Regions from separate parts of the Homo sapiens genome. Here region 1 is linked to region 2. A link is an interaction called in ENCODE POLR2A ChIA-PET data of the cell type or tissue named here. Cell type or tissue: A673. All regions are shown on one strand.

Evidence for each region. ChIA-PET counts read pairs that join two places held together with the same protein. Peaks named below come from ENCODE experiments on the same cell type or tissue, not always from the same donor. Only the 100,000 strongest peaks of a DNase experiment are listed, where the experiment ranks them.
Region 1: POLR2A ChIA-PET joins it to region 2 with 12 read pairs; 7 of 35 experiments call an interaction of 5 or more read pairs at or near these places.

Annotation. Positions count from the first base shown.
Region 1 is chr14:103,510,104-103,518,103 of GRCh38, forward strand. LOC112268130 (a long non-coding RNA gene) reads right to left here and starts at 1,547. Exons shown (of 2, transcript XR_002957595.1): 1 at 1,422-1,547; 2 at 1-1,111. RefSeq lists an enhancer at 7,641-8,000. In A673, no CTCF peak of the experiment used is centred here; a DNase peak (open chromatin) is centred at 3,028; H3K27ac peaks cover 1,603 bases.
Region 2 is chr14:103,409,696-103,417,695 of GRCh38, forward strand. The region is part of intron 2 of MARK3 (microtubule affinity regulating kinase 3); the gene reads left to right. It also overlaps the pseudogene RPL10AP1. Among named protein-coding and RNA genes, the nearest start is that of MARK3, 28 kb to the left of the region's middle. In A673, no CTCF peak of the experiment used is centred here; no DNase peak of the experiment used is centred here; H3K27ac peaks cover 449 bases.

The DNA.
Region 1 (8,000 bases), 100 kb after region 2:
TCAGCATGAGTTACACAGTTGTGTTGCCCTTTGTGGCTACTCTCCCCACACTTACTAGAATGTGAGCCCCATGCGGCAGCGATCTTCATCCTTTTTCTTTTCCTCTATTCCAAGTACCTAGAATAGTGCCTGGCAAAGGCACTTAGTGCACAATTAGTGTTTTTTAAAAAAAAAATGATAGGAAGCAAGCAGGAGATACATAGCAAGTACAAGACATTTTCAGTGGCTTGCAGTCAAAAGTGTCACTGAGGTCCCCCCAGCTGCCCCTGCCCCGGCTGGCCCAAGGATGAGATAGGTGGCTGCTCTGGGGTCATGTCTTGCTTTATAGCCTGGCCTGTTGGGTCTCCAGGAGCCTTTTGAGTCTTGCCTGTTTGACAGAGAAGACTGAGGCCCAGAGGACGGAAGGGATGGGACTGGCACCCAGTGAGCTTTTCCCTTCATCAAGATGCTTACACAGGTGATGTCCATCATTCAGCTTGGGTCAGGTGCAGACCATGCACGTGGTGGTGGTGCGTGCGATGGACATGAAGTAGCTGACCCTGTGTAGAGATGACATTTCCCATCGGGTGTGGAACTGGGAGTTCAACCCTTTGGCTTACCACCCTAATCTGCATCCACACTAGAGAGTCACACAGCCCAGGTAGTATTTGGATTTCAACCCCGGGAAAGAATAGCAACCTGCCGCTTGGTGGCAGCATGGGAGCTGGGGTTTAGTGAGGAGGGGAAGCAGTTGTGTAGGCATCAGCAGTCATAGCACCAGGCCGAGGCGAGACCCTCCGAGCGGAGTCCGGCTGGTTAAAGGGCCTGCACGGGTCTCTCACAGAAGAAGGAAAGCTGGTCCTGAGGGTGGAGCCAGGGGAATCTGGGGGCCACTTCAGCATTCTTTGTTGCCATTGGCTTTGGTTCAGTAAGCTTTGTTGATTTATTTTGTTGTTGTTATTGTTGTTAGAGTGATGGGGCTGATTGCTTATAAGTTCTGAGGTTCTTATTTGCGTTTCCAGCTCCCTGGGTATTCATTCATACCTGGTTTCTGGCTGTGGTGAAATGTCTTCTGACCAAGTGGGTTGATAAACAGGGGGCTTCGCTGGAGCGGGGGCAGGGGGCGCGGTCACTGAACAGAGAAAAAACTCAACTCATCCTCATCTCTGAGGGGACTCTTTCCCCCAGCCAGTGCCTTCTGCAGTTTCCTGCTCTATCTATATTCCACCCACTTAACCCACCTCTAAGAGTTATTTTAAAACAGCATTCTAGAACCCATCTCTCAAGCAAGAGGGAAGTCTCCAATGGCTCATCCTGTGCCCCGCCTGCATCTGCGGGCACCTGCAGTGCCGGGACGCTCACAGCCCGCCCCCAGGACCTGTGGGGGGAGTTCAGCTGCTTCGGCTGCTTCTGCTGCTCCGCGTGCACATGGGCCTCCTTACCACCCTGGCAGTCTCCTCCTCTTGGAAGTTTTAACTATTCAAGACTCAATGGCCAGGCGCGGCGGCTCATGCCTGTAATCCCAGCACTTTGGGAAGCTGAGGCAGGAAGATCACTTGAGGTCAGGAATCGAGACCAGCCTAGCCAACCTGGTGAAACCCCGTCTCTGCTAAAAATACAAAAAATAATAATTAGCCAGGCATAGTGGCAGTGCCTGTAATTCCAGCTACTCAAGAGGCTGAGGCAGGAGAATCACTTGAACCTGGGAGGTGGAGGTCGGAGTGAGCTGAGACCACGCCACTGGACTCCAGCCTGGGCGACAGAGCAAAACTCTATCTCACAAACAAAAACAAGGCCGGGCACAGTGGCTCACGCCTGTAATCCCAGCACTTTGGGAGGCCGAGGCGGGCAGATCACGAGGTCAGGAGTTCGAGAGCAGCTTGGCCAACATAGTGAAACCCCGTCTCTACTAAAAATACAAAAATTAGCCGGGTGTGTTGGCACGTGCTTGTAGTCCCAGCTACTTGGGAGGCCGAGGCGGGAGAATCGCCTGAACACAGGAGGCAGAGGTTGCAGTGAGTTGAGACCACGTCACTGCACTCCAGCCTGGGCGACAGAGTGAGACTCCGTCTCAAAAAAAAAAAAAAAAAAAAAAAAAAGACAAGTATTTGAAGATTAAAAATGTGTTCCCTCTCTGAATTCTTTTTTTTTTTTTTTTTTTTTTTTTCTTCCAGACAGAGTGTCACTCTGTCGCCCAGGCTGGAGTGCTGTGGTGCGATCTCAGCTCACTGCAACCTCCGCCTCCCAGGTTCAAGTGATTCTCCTGTGATCTCAGCTCACTGCAAGCTCCGCCTCCCGGGCTCAAGCGATTCTCCTGCCTCAGCCTCCCAAGTATCTGGGATTACAGGCGCCCACCACCACACCCGGCCTCCTCCCTAAATTCTTGCTTCTCCAAGTTAAGCTGCCCCAGTTATTTTCAGGTGTTCTAGAACAAGACAGGAAGACTTCTCATCAATCATTTGTTCATGTGTTCATTCATTGTAGCCATATTTTGAGGGTTAAGGTAGGAGAAGCACCTCTGTGCTGACCCCTGGAGATACAAAAATAAACAAGGTAAAACCTCCTGGCCTCGACTACCTCATCGCACAGGGAGGCGAGGGGCACTGGTGTGATACTAGGATGGGCTGATGCTGCGTTCAGGAAGGCCAGGGCCCTGGCCGAAGGGAGTCAGGCCTGGGTACAGGGGAGGCACGTAGAGGTGGCGGTGCACCGAGTCCGCTCAGTGGGAGAGAGAGGAGTGGCACGTGCAGAGGCAGGCGCCAGGGGCCTGGCTCATCTCCAACTCAGGCGTGGGGGCAGCGGCTGGGCCGCCAACTCCTGGGCAGGCTCTTTCTTGTCACTAGCCCAACATGTTATGTCTCAGACTCTGAGACACTGCACTTCTGTGAAGGGGCCTTCATTCCCCAGTACTTCATTAGGGAGTGACCTAGCAGGCTTTGGGCAGGGTTGTGCTGCTGCCAGACCAAAGCAGACTAATGCTGCACCAGACAGCCAGAGCCTGGCGAACCCAGAGAGCCTGGCATGAGACTGCCTGTGCTGGCGCCTACCAAAGCAAGGCCTGCTCTGACTCGCCTCAGCCTCCTCTCAGGAGGAAGCTGCCAGCAGGCGTGGGTAGGCGTGAGCACATTCTCAAAGCAGTTATGTTTTGCATGGAAGTCAGCTGGGAAGTAGGAGCATATGTAGTCATGTTCATTAATGTGGCACCAGAAGTCCCTGGGTGGAGCATGCCTCAGAGAGCATTTCCAACCCGCCACCACCCTCCACTCCACCCCTTCCCAAACGCACCTGTGCACTCCGCGAGTTCTGCTCTGCCAGTCACTCCCCTGCTACAGGCTGGCCTCCGCTGCTCTTTAGTACACAGCTCGGCTGTCTCTGGGACATGTGGTTCTCGTGCTCTCCACCCTAATCCACTGGCCACTCCTCTGCTACCTCCATTCTGTGGGCTCTAGAGGGCTCCAACAAGCTTGTCCCATGCTGCTCGGACATCTCCTCAGCCTGTCGCTGTGGGTGGGAGTTGCTGCTCCCCAGAATGGTGATGCTGTGTGTCCTTTTGTGTTGATATCACTAAGTACATAGGGCACATTTTGCTGGCTTGCATTTCCTGGTTTGGGAATACTTTATCTGAAATGCTTGGGACCACCCACAGGTGTTTCGGGTTTGGGGTTTTTTCAGATTTTGGAATATTTGCATTATACCTACTGGTTAAGCATCCCAAATTTGAACATCTGAACTCTGAAATGCATGAGTGAGCACTCCCTTTTAGCATTACATCCGCACTCAGGTTCAGGTTTTGGAGTATTTTAGATTTCAGATGTTTGGATTTGGGATACTCCACCTGTATATTTCATTAATTTAACCAAAACACTGGAACTTTGCTGACAAAGTTAGTCATGTTATCCTGTGTCAAGGCCAAGAGAACAGAGGAAAGCAATCCCCATGCTCCTTTCTGATCCCAAGGAAGAGTGAATAGGGTCAGGCCAGACTCTGGCCCCTCTGCCACAGCGTTTTGTCCCCCAGGTAGGTGCTGCTGCTGTGACTTGGGTGGGGGCTGCAGCACAGGGGTCCCTCAGAAGCACAGCAGTTTTGGGGCCAGGCAGAGTGGCTCACACCTGTAATCCCAGCACTTTGGGAGGCCGAGGCAAGAGGATCGCTCAGGCCAGGAGTTCAAGACCAGCCTGGGCGGGCAACATGGCGAGACACCCCGTCTCTACAAAAAAAAATTTTAGAATTAGCCAGACGTGGAGATGCGCTCCTGTGGTCCCAGCTACTGGGGAGGCTGAGGAGGGAGGATCACTTGAGCCCGGGAGATTGAGGCTGCAGTGACCTGTGATCCTGCCCACTGCACTCCAGCCTGGGTGACTTCAAGACCCTATCTCAAAAAAAAAATAAAAAATAATACATTTTAAAGGAACAATTTTGGGTATAGATGAGTAGCACCACCTTTATTATTTCTTTTTTTTTTTTTTTTTTGGTTGAGTTGATTGCTATATTTCTTTTCTTTTTGAGAGTGTAACACATTTGAAGTGCCATTTAATATGTTGGGTAGTCGATGGGTCAAAAGTATTGACAAAACTAGACTTTTCATTTTAATTTTAATGGGAGTTTCTGTCTTTTTGCTATAAGTTGTATATTTCCGGAATAGCTTTGATGTGTGTTAACACAGACCACATATACCAGTAATGGGTGCAGCTGAGTATAGGTGGAATGAGAGTAATGAAGCAAGACCTAAGCCCTGCCCTGGGAGCAGGCCGCATTCTCAAGAGAGAAGGCTCACCAGCCCAGCAGTCCTCTAATGGGGAAGAGACAGGACAGAGCCGGAGGGGAAGAGGGATGCAGAAGGAGGCCCTCCGGGAAGGAGGCCTGGGCAGGCAGGGCAGTCCTCCCAGAGGGGATTCGGGCGATTGTGGGAAGCAGAGAGCAGACATGCAGGTGGGAGCCCTGCCCCAGGTTAGGCAAACAGGCAACAAACACGTCTGGAGGGGTTGGTGCCGTCCTGAGTGCAAGTGGGTGTGGAGTACCTGGAGCCACTGGGCCAATTCCTCTGCAAGCCCAGCAGGATCCCAAGCCGAACCCCACGCTGCATGGGATTCATGAATGGTAGAACAGGGTTGCAGCCCCTTCACCACAGCAGGAATGTTGCCAGCACCTCAGGAGTTGGTGCCAGGCTGCACACACGCAGGCATTTCGCCCCACAGCACCGAGGACGGCCTTGTCCTCACAGCCTGGGCAGCTGCTGGAGCACGTTGATACCTGGCCACCCCTAGCTGCATGGGAGTCTTGAAAGTGTGCTTTCACAGCCAGGCAGCTGCGTGCAGGCTGGAAACCAGGGCGCTGTCACTCAAGCAGAGGGGAGAATGGCTGCTAGGGGACCACCAGCATCCGTGCCATGAAGGTGAATCAGAGACAGGTGCCACTGGCAGTAGCACTTTTATCTTTTGGGGGGCCTTAATTTTTGTTAAGCCTTAAATTTTGGTAAATCCCCAGGCCTGAAAAGGGTGTGAAAATCAGGACTTCTGAACCCAAGCAAAACAATACAAAGTTGGGTTTGGGGAAAAAGGTGGAAAGAGTCCAACCAGCTGGGCACAGTGGCTCACACCTGTAATCCCAGCACTGTGGAAGGCTGAGGCAGGGGAAAGGCTTGAGCCCAGGAGTTCGAGACCAGCCTGGGCAACATGGCAAAACCCCGTCTCTACAAAGAAAAAAAAAATAGAAAAAATTAGACAGGTGTGGTGGCACGTCCCTGCAGTCACACAGCTACTTGGGAGGCTGAGGTGGGAGGATCACCTGAGCCCAGGCAGGTCAAGGCTTCAATGAGCCGCGATCGTGCAACTGCCCTCCAGCCTGGGTGACAGAGTGAAATCCCGCCTCAAAAAAGTTCAGTCACTGCGAGTGCAGAAAGCCTCTAGCCAGACTGAGAAGTCTGCGTGTAAAAAACCTCAGCCTGGCCGGGCACGGTGGCTTACGTCTGTAATCCCAGCACTTTGGGGAGGCTGAGGTGGGCGGATCACCTGAGGTCAGGAGTTTGAGACCATCCTGACCAACATGGAGAAACCCCATCTCTACTAAAAATACAAAATTAGCCAGGTGTGGTGGCACATGCCTGTAATCCCAGCTACTCTGGAGGCTGAGGCAGGAGACTTTTCTTGAACCCAGGATGCGGAGGTTTCTGTGAGCCAAGATCGTGCCATTGCACTCCAGCCTGGGCAATGAGACCAAAACTCCGTCTAAAAAAAGAAAAAAAGCCTCAGCCTTCTCAGCAGTACCAAAAAAGCCTCACTTATCTAAGCTGAAATGCTGTCATCTGCTCAGTGGAAACCTCACGGCCAAAAGACTTCTTGCCAATCAAATTACTGTTTTCTTTTTACCTGTAGAAAAGGAGACTCACTTCACATCCATGTGGGTCCAATGTGCAACCCCTGAAGGGTGCTCTGGGAGGCTTTAGGAAGTGCCCGCTGGCTCGAAATAGAAATGCAGAAGGGGCAAGTGCAGCCTTTTAAGCCACTGCTAAGACAAGCAGGTCCCAACTGTGGGAGGCTAGAATGTTCTCAGAAGAGCAGTGAAAAGAGCCCAGGAGTTAGAGCCGGCGAGGCCGGACCGGTCTGTCTTCCTCTCTGAACCTGAGTTTCCCTGTCTGTGAGGCCTCAGGCCGTGGTAGTGGTAAAGTCTTGCTGCTGCTTGGTGGGCTTCCGCAGACTGGAACACATGACAGCATTTTCTACAAAACACCATTAAAAACATTATTTTGGCTTATATAAGTAATACATGTGCCCTGTAGAAAATTTGGAAAATATAAAGAAGGAAATCACCTGTTACCCCACCACCCACAGTGACTACTGTTCTTTGGGGTTTTTCCATACATATTCTGTGTGGGATCTCAGAGCACAAGCTGTTTTATAACCTGCTTCTGCTCTTGAGCTTTTCTCAGCATGTCACCACCTCACTAGATTCCTCACACTGTCCTCCCTGTCTGCACAGGACCCCAGAGGAGGGGTGGGGCTGTAGCCACTCTTCAGTGTCAGCAAGCCCTTACAGTTTCCCTGTTCTCAGTCATTGTTCACTTATATTTCTGTAGGGCAACGGGACTCGAGGAAGGGGGGCTGTTTTGCCCCCTAAGGGGCATTTGTGAATGTCTAGACATTTTTTATTGTCATAAGTTGGGGAAGCGAGGACTACTGGCATGCAGCAGTTGGAGGCCAGGGCTGCTGCTGGACGTCCTGCAGCGCACAGGACGGCCCCCACCAGAGTGGTCCGGCCCAAGTGTCTGGAGCGCCACTGCGGAAACCCCGCCGTGGACTCCTTCCCTAGCTGGGAAGTCCCTGAGTGGACAGGAGGGACAGCTGAGGTGGGGCTTGGTGCAGCCAGATTGCCCTGCAGGGAGATGTGTCCAACAGCCAGAACATCTCCCTGTGTCCCTGCCGCCCCTAGATACTGTCCTTTGCTGTCCATGTTTGACAGTGCTTTCAAGGAGAATTGCCTGTTAAAGTCTGCGGAGTCTGAGGAAAAAGGAAGGCTGTCTAGACTGTGGTTGGAGGCTCCGTGGAACTAGTGGCACAGGCAGACGACTGTAGCTCCCCCACTGAGGGGAGTGTATTTTAGGCCCTGCCTGGTCCCCAAAAGAATTAATGCAGTAAGATAAAATACGTGAGGCACAGGGAGGAGAGTGGGGCCCGGAGAGCTGGGGGTCCAGGCCCTGTGGGCGCCACAGGCCAGCCAAGGCCCCACCCACCTTCAGAGTTTTACTGCCTCAGAAGTGGTCCTGAGCCAGGCCCAGCCTTCTCGGCCTCCCCGGACAGTGCGTTGAGAGGCCTGCATGGGGTGATTAGGGGTTCCGCTTGTTTGACCACCGGTGGTTCTAGGAGTGCCCCACTCTGAGAGTCAACATGGGAAAAGGGGAGCGTTGAAACACAAGTGTTAGGCCTGCCCAGCCATGCCCTCAGCCCTGTGTTCACCTCGGAGTGGGGCCCACACCACCCCAGCGATTGTCAGGCTGGCTCTGCCCAAGCCGTGATGAGAGGGACTGA
Region 2 (8,000 bases):
GGAACATGATGACAGTTTTTTTACTTAGTAATGTACCTTGACCATGTCTGGGTCTTAGTACTCATAGATCTGACATATTAGTCTAAAGGCAGCATAGTCTTCCTGGCTATGGTGGTACCATAGTTTATTTCCTATCAGTGGGCATTAGGGTTGTTTCTAAATTTTTGTTGTTACAAACAGATCTGCAGTGGACATTCTTTAGCATTGCGTGTCCTTGTTAAGTGTTTCTGTAGGATAATTCCTAGAAATGGAAGTCCTGGGTGAAAGTGGATGACTATTTGACATTGTAATAGATACTACTAAATTGGTTTTGAATAAAAAGTGATGTACCTACTTTATTATTCTACCAAAATGGAATAGAGTGTTCATTTTCGTACATGCTTCTACACTGTAGATAATTTTTGTCTATCTGAAGGTCTCAATCTGTTTTTGCTGCTGTAACACAATACCAGGGACTAGGTAATTTATAAAGATAAGAAATTTATTTCTTACAATTGTGGAGGCTGGGAAGTCCAAGATCCAGGGGCTGCATCTGGCCAGGGCCTTCTTGATACATGAAGGGCGTGATGGAAGGGCAAAGAGTGGGGAAGGAAGGGAAGAGGAGGAGAAAGGAAGAAAAGAGGGCAGAGCCCTTGCAATCTGATTGCCTCTCCAGGGCCCCATGCCTTAGTACTGCTGCAACAGCAATTACGTTTCACCATGAGTTTGGGAGGGGACATTCATTCAAACCATAGCACGTATGGACAAAAAAAGGGTGTAGAGAAAACCAGAAGTTGCTTTTTCCCTTTTCACTACTTAGATTTATGATCTTTTTATATATTTTTGTCATTCATAATTTCTTTTTGAGGCAAGTTCCCTGGCCACCCGCAGTAGCTCATGCCTGTATTCATAGTGCTTTGGGAGGCCAAGGCAAGGAGGATCACTTGAGCCCAGGAGTACAAGACTGCATTGTGCTATGATTGTACCGCTGTACTCCAGCCGGGGCAACAGAGGACACTCTCTAAAATAAATAAAAATAAAACAAGTTTCCTGTTTATATCCTTTATTCATTTTTCTTTTTTTTTAATCTTAGTGATTTAAACCCTTTATGTTTCAGTCATCTGTCTGATGTGTCTGTTAATGTAGGTTATGAATATCTTTCCCTAGATTACTCCTTTTAACTGTTTATGATGTCTTTCTTGTTTTAGGGAAGTTTTTAAGTATTTATGTGGCAAAATCATTTAATCTTTTTCTTTATTACATTTGGGTTTCATGTCTTCTTGAAGATTTGTCCCGTGACTTAAAAAACAGTTCTATAGGCCGGGTGCAGTGGCTCACGCCTGTAATCCCAGCACTTTGGGAGGCCGAGGTGGGTGGATCACGAGGTCAGGAGATCGAGACCATCCTGGATAACACGGTGAAACCCTGTCTCTACTAAAAATACAAAAAATTAGCTGGGCATGGTGGCGGGCGCCTGTAGCCCCAGCTGTTCAGGAGGCTAAGGCGGGAGAATGGCATGAACCCGGGAGACGGAGCTTGCAGTGAGCTGAGACTGCATCACTGCACTGCAGCCTGGGTGACAGAGTGAGACTCCGTCTCGAAAAAACAAACAAACAAACAAAAAACCAGTTTTGTATTTTCTTCTAATACTCCTCCTATGGCTCACATTTTAACGTTTAATTCATGTGGTATGTATTTGGGAAGATTAGTATTAGGTGTAGGGATCTGACTTTTTTTTTCCACTTGGATTACAATTGTCCCAGAACCATCAGTTCTCTCCCAACAATTGAAGATACCTGCGTTAACACATAATAAATTCTCATATGTGTCCTGTTATTTCTCCAGTCTGTTTATTTAGTCCTATACCCATACTGTGGTGTTTTTATTACTGCAGCTGTGGATTGTATGTTTTAGGTCAAGTTCCCCTCCTGATGATTCTTTTTTTTTTCTCTCTCTCTTTTTTTGGTGAGATGGAGTCTCGCTCTGTCGCTAGGCTGGAGTGCAGTGGCGGGATCTCGGCTAACTGCAACCTCCACCTCCCGGGTTTAAGCAATTCGCCTGCCTCAGCCTCCTGAGTAAGTGGGATTACAGGTGTGTGCCACCACGCCCAGCTAATTTTTGTATTTTTAGTAGAGAGGGGATTTCATCATGTTGGCCAGGATGGTCTCGATCTCTTGAACCCATGAACTGCCCACCTCAGCCTCCTAAAGTGCTGGGATTACAGGTGTGAGCCACCACGCCCGGCCAATGACTCTTATTTTTCAAAATTTTCATAGCTTTTTTTTTTTTTTGGTCATTTACTCTTCCACATGAATTTTAGAATTAAGTTGCCATTTTCTAAAAACAGAGCATGAAATTTTGATTAGATTAGTTTTCATGGGATTAGTTGGTTTTTTGTTTTTTGTTTTTTTTACTAGTAGCAGTAGAATCTTTTCAAATATGCCTTAATATAGGCGCTGGGGCTTGCCCGTGGTGCTCTTGATATATAAGGCCCGGACATTCTGCCAGTTTTTTCTCGAGCAGTGACACCAAGAAGTTAACAGCCAGGTGAATGTTATGCACAAGCTCATCGTCTGTCATCTTCACGTGGCCAACAGCCACAGCCAAACATAACATGTTCATATGAAACTTGATTGTGGACTTCGCCTCATCCACTTTGGCCACCGTGTTTTCATCGTGTGTGAGCAGGGAAGGGAACTTTACTGCCTTTGTTAGGCCTATGCCGAGGATTCGTGGGATTTGCTTTATCAGAGACTCTGAAGCCAAAAATGCATCATACTTCTTGGCCAGCTTCTTGACCAGATTCTTATTCTTGAGTTTTTTTGGCACCTCAGTGTCCACTTGGGGGGATATCCGTGGCCTTGGTCTCGTCACAGTGCTGCTGTTCCCCCAGGACCCACACTTGGGACAGGGAGTGGACTTAAGCCTGACGGTGCCCGAGAAGCGCTTGTCCTTCTGGGGGTCATAGTTCTTCAAGCTGATCTGCAACTCCACCATCTTCAGGAACTTGGGGCACTTTCACTGGTTCCCGTGCAGGACTTCCTGCACCGCCTCATCCAGGGTGTCGTGAGAGACTTTGCTGCTTATGGGTTCTCATGCCACGCTAACCAGAAAAGAGGGTTTAGTTGGTTTTATAAATTATTAATAGTTTGGGAGGAAATTGATATTTTAATGATGCCAAGTCTTTCTTTCTTTTTTTTCTTTCTTTTTTTTTTTTGAGACGGAATTTCGCTCTTGTTGCCCAGGCTAGAGTGCAGTGGCGTGATCTCAGCTCACCACAACCTCCGCCTCCTGGGTTCAAGCAATTCTCCCACCTCAGCCTCCCGAGTAGCTGGGATTACAGGCATGCACCACCATGCCCGGCTAATTTTTGTATTTTTAGTAGAGACGGGTTTCTCCATGTTGGTCAGACTGGTCTCAAACTCCCAACCTCAGGTGATCCACCCGCCTCGGCCTCCCAAAGTGCTGGGATTACCAGTGTAAGCCACCACATCCGGCTAATGCCAAATGTTTCTATTCAGGAATGTGCATGTGTCTCAAATTTGTTTTCAGGTTTTGTAACTTTTTTCATCTATGTTTTATATAATGCTTGTTAAATTCATTTCAAGCTATTTTATAATTTTTGTTGCTAATGTAAATGGAACTTTTTTTTCCTCAAGAAGGCAATAATCATATAACTTCTTGCATTTGGGAAACTTTTGATCTCTCATTTGGAATGTCGAAAATTAAGTTTATATTGTTTTTTAATAGCATGCTTTTTTTTTTTTTTTGAGACAGAGTCTGGCTCTGTCGCCCAGGCTGGAGTGCAGCGCGATCTCGGCTCACTGCAAGCTCCACCTTTTGGACTCAAGCAACCTCCCACTTCAGCCTCCCCAGTAGCTGGGACCACAAGCACACAGTACCGCACCTGGCTTATTTTATTTTATTTTATTTTATTTATTTATTTTATTTTATTTTATTTTTGGTAGAGATGGAGTTTCACCATATTGCCCAGGCTGGTCTTGAACTCCTGAGCTTAAGCAGTCCGCCTGCCTCGGCCTCCCAAAGTGCTGAGATTACAGGCGTGAGCCACCACGCCTGGTCAGTTGTCTTTTTTTGAGAATGTCAAATAAAATGGGATCATATGGTATGTAACCTTTTGAAACTGGCTTCTTCTCACTCAGCATCATGTCTTTGAGATTGATTCAGGCTGTTGCATATATTGACAGTTTGTTCCTTTTTGTTGCTGAGAAGTATTCTGTTGTATGGCTGTGCTACAGTTGGTATTAGCTCCCCCACTGAAGGACATTTGAATAGTTTCCAGTGTTTGGCAATTATGAATAGAACTCCTGTACAGGTTTTTCTGTGAACATAAGTTTTAATTTCTCTAGGAGTGACATTACTGGATCGTGTGGTAAAGAATTAAGTGAATTGTTAACTAGAAAACTGATTTTATATAACAGTATAATATTCCTAGTAGAAAGAAACCTAAAGCCTCTGGTCTGGTCTGTGAATTGGTGTATTTTTATTACTTAGTACTTTTCTTTTCTTTCTTTTTTTTTTTTTTTAAAGATGGACTTTTGCTCTTGTTGCCCAGGCTGGAGTGCAATGGCTCAATCTCAGCTCACCGCAACCTCCACCTCCCAGGTTCAAGCGATTCCCCTGCCTCAGCCTCCCTAGTAGCTGGGATTACAGGCATGTGCCACCATGCCCAGCTAATTTTGTATTTTTAGTAAAGACAGAGTTTCTCCATGTTGGTCAGGCTGGTCTTGAACTCCCGACCTCAGATGATCCGCCCGCCTTGGCCTCCCCAGGTGCTGGGATTACAGGCATGAGCCACCACACCCAGCTACTTAGTACTTTTCTCAGCTAAGATCTTTATTTTTGTCAGCGTTCTCTTGCCCTGTGATGGGAACGTGATGTATCTTGCCTATTGAAGAACTAAAACCTCTGAAGAAAACCCAGAGGGTTGTGGGAAGAGTGGCATTGATGATTTGGGGACTTAATTTGTTCTGAGTCAGTATAAGTTAAAGGCTTATTGTGTATTATGTTGAGAGTTTTAACTGCTATCCTTGGGGTAAGAACAGAGATGTAGAATTATATCGTGAAAAGAATTTTCTGAAAGAAGGGAGTAGGGACAATCTATATCATGCATTTAAGTCACAAGGATGTCGTGAACATAAAAGATACTCACGAAGGCCGGGCATGGTGGCTCATGCCTGTAATTCCAGCACTTTAGGAGGCCAAGGTGGGCAGATCACAAGGTCAAGAGATCGAGACCTGAGGTCAGGAGTTTGGGACCAGCCTGGCCAACATGGCAAAATCCCATCTCTACTAAAAATACAAAAAATAGCCGGGGATGGTGGTGTGCGCCTGTAGTCCCAGCTACTCGGGAGGCTGAGGCAGGAGAATCACTTGAACCCGGGAGGCGGAGGTTGCAGTGAGCCAAGATCATGCCAGTACACTCCAGCCTGGCAACAGAGTAAGACCTTGTCTCAAAAAAAAAAAAAAAAAAAAAAAAAGATACTCATGAAAAACTATATGTTCGTTGGAAGAAAGTTGTTTTAATTTAACAAACATGTTGGAATAAGAATTATAAACAAGATACATTAATATGTACACTCTGAAGACCATTTTAAATCAAGCCTTTAAATAGCCTAGTTATGGTGTAAGTTCAGTTTAGATGAGACTTCCCACAGGATGACCATGAACCAATCAGAAATGGATATCAAAATGCTCATTTTATATATTTTTAAAATACATGTACCAGTTGTGAAATTCATCTGATTTAGCTCTTAAATGAAAATGCTACCCATTATCCATATTGTCCTGGAAGCATCTATCCCATATTTACTATGAATCTGGGGATGTTAGTTGCATCTGCTGTCTTGCTTTTGACCAACTTTTCATAGCTTATGGTTATTTTGGTGTGAAATATTGCCTGTTTTACACCACAGTTTTCTTTCAAGTTCATTATTTTCCCCCCACTAATTTTCATAGCCTCCCAGAGACCTTTCCCCTCACACGAACTACAGAACTCACTTGTTTCAGTCATTTGTACTTTATTGGAGTTATTTATTGTTTAAAAATTATTTTCCTAAAGTAATGCATGCACATAGCTTAACAAGTCAAATATACTAAAAAGTTCTAATGACAATCAGAAGTTTCTTTTCTTATCCCTCTTTTTCCTCAGCATTATTACTCAAAGGCCCCAACTTTTTTAAGCTCTTTCTTCTGTTACTCCAATAGCTTTCTCCAAATTTATCATTTTAAACATCATTGACTTCCACTTCCCACTTCCATATCTACATTTCTTTCCCTAGCTTTTCTATTGCAGTGATATATTTGGCTTATTTACTTAAATTACGACTGTGTAAGTATTGTTGAGCTTTGGCTATGATCATTTATTTTCTTATATAATTGTAAAGCTTTGTCTAAAATTAATAGTTGTTTCTTTTTCTATAAACTCTTAGGTTTTATGTGTTACTGCTAATTGGCCAAAATGTTCTAGCTTATCTTTCAAATATTTTGCAGTACTCACACATATAATATAATGTATTAGCTCAAGAGAGAATCGGTGAGTATAAATTAGAGACAGCAAGGTAGCTCTTTCTAGGCACAGATAAGTGGGATGGTAGCTACAGGGAGACATTAGGCCAAGGTATTTTTTAGAAGATGGACAAAATATCAACATATTTCTCTACTAATGGGGATAATCTCATAAAAAGGAGGAAATTGGTGCTGTCGAAGAGATTTTGGAATAGGTGAGGGGATGGTGGAGGCATTGGTCTTTGGATAACATGGACAGTTCTTCCATAGAAATAGGAGGAAAGCAAGCCAGGCGTGGTGGATCACGCCTGTAATCCCTGCACTTCGGGAGGCCGAAGCGAGTGGATCACCTGATATCAGGAGTTCGAGACCAGCCTGGCCAACATGGTGAAACCTCATCTCTACTAAAAATACAAAAAATTATCTGGGCATGGTGGCGTGCCCCTGTAATCCCAGCTACTCAGGAAGCTGAGGCAGGCGAATTGCTTGAACCCAGGAGGCAGAGGTTGTGGTGAGCCGAGATCGCACCACTGCAGTCCAGCCTGGGCAACAAGAGCAAAACTCTGTCTCAAAAAATAAAGAAAGAAAATAAAGTAAAGAAATAGGAGGAAAGCAGAGGGTGCCGGCATCAGTGCAGGTGAGGGGATCCTTATGGTAGTAGGAGCTTGTAGAAATTTTCTGAGTGCAAACTGTTTTTTCAGTAAAATGGAAAGCAAACTGATCTGCTACGATGAGGAGATGTATTAGAGATGTGAGGAGGTTAAAATAATTGCCAGATAAGCAGGAGAGTGAATGGACTAGAGAAATGTAATAGAATTGCCAGGCAGCCTTAAGGCTTCCCTGAGGTTGGTGACCAAGGATTTAAAGTGGGAAGAGTCAGCATGGCGTTGTGCTACTCTCCAGCCACATTCAGTTGCCCAGCTGCAGGCATGGCATTTGCAGAGATTGGGGTTTTGTCACATTAGTATAGTGAAAGGACAAAGGAGCATTGTTATACAACACCCCAGGAGCATTGTTATACAACAACATCACAATGAAATTAGTGATATAATTAGGAACTAAGAACTTGAGGAGGAAGACTGACCCTATGAAGGTGTGGGGTCAGTGAATTACAGATCCTGGTAAGTTCCAACAGTTATTAGAGTACTAGATTGAGTGAGCAGGAAGGTAGAAGAAGTTAGTTAAAGAATGGGAAGCTCAAACTTGGATCATGAAAGGTTTTCAGATATTGGGAATGTCAAAGACTGGAGTATAACCATGTAAGTAGCTTAAGTATGTAATATTTTTTTTCTTTCTGGAAGTTTATCCTTGGTTTTTAGAAATTAGCCATTGAGGTGCCAAGGGTTAGTCTTCATTCATTGTTCTTGGTGCTCATTGGACCCTTTTAATATAGAGGTTTTTGTCTTTCAGTTCTGGAAAATTGTCTCTTTTTTAACTTAAAAATCTTCATTCTGGAATCCTTAAGCAGAGACTGGAGTGCTTGAAAAGAGCCT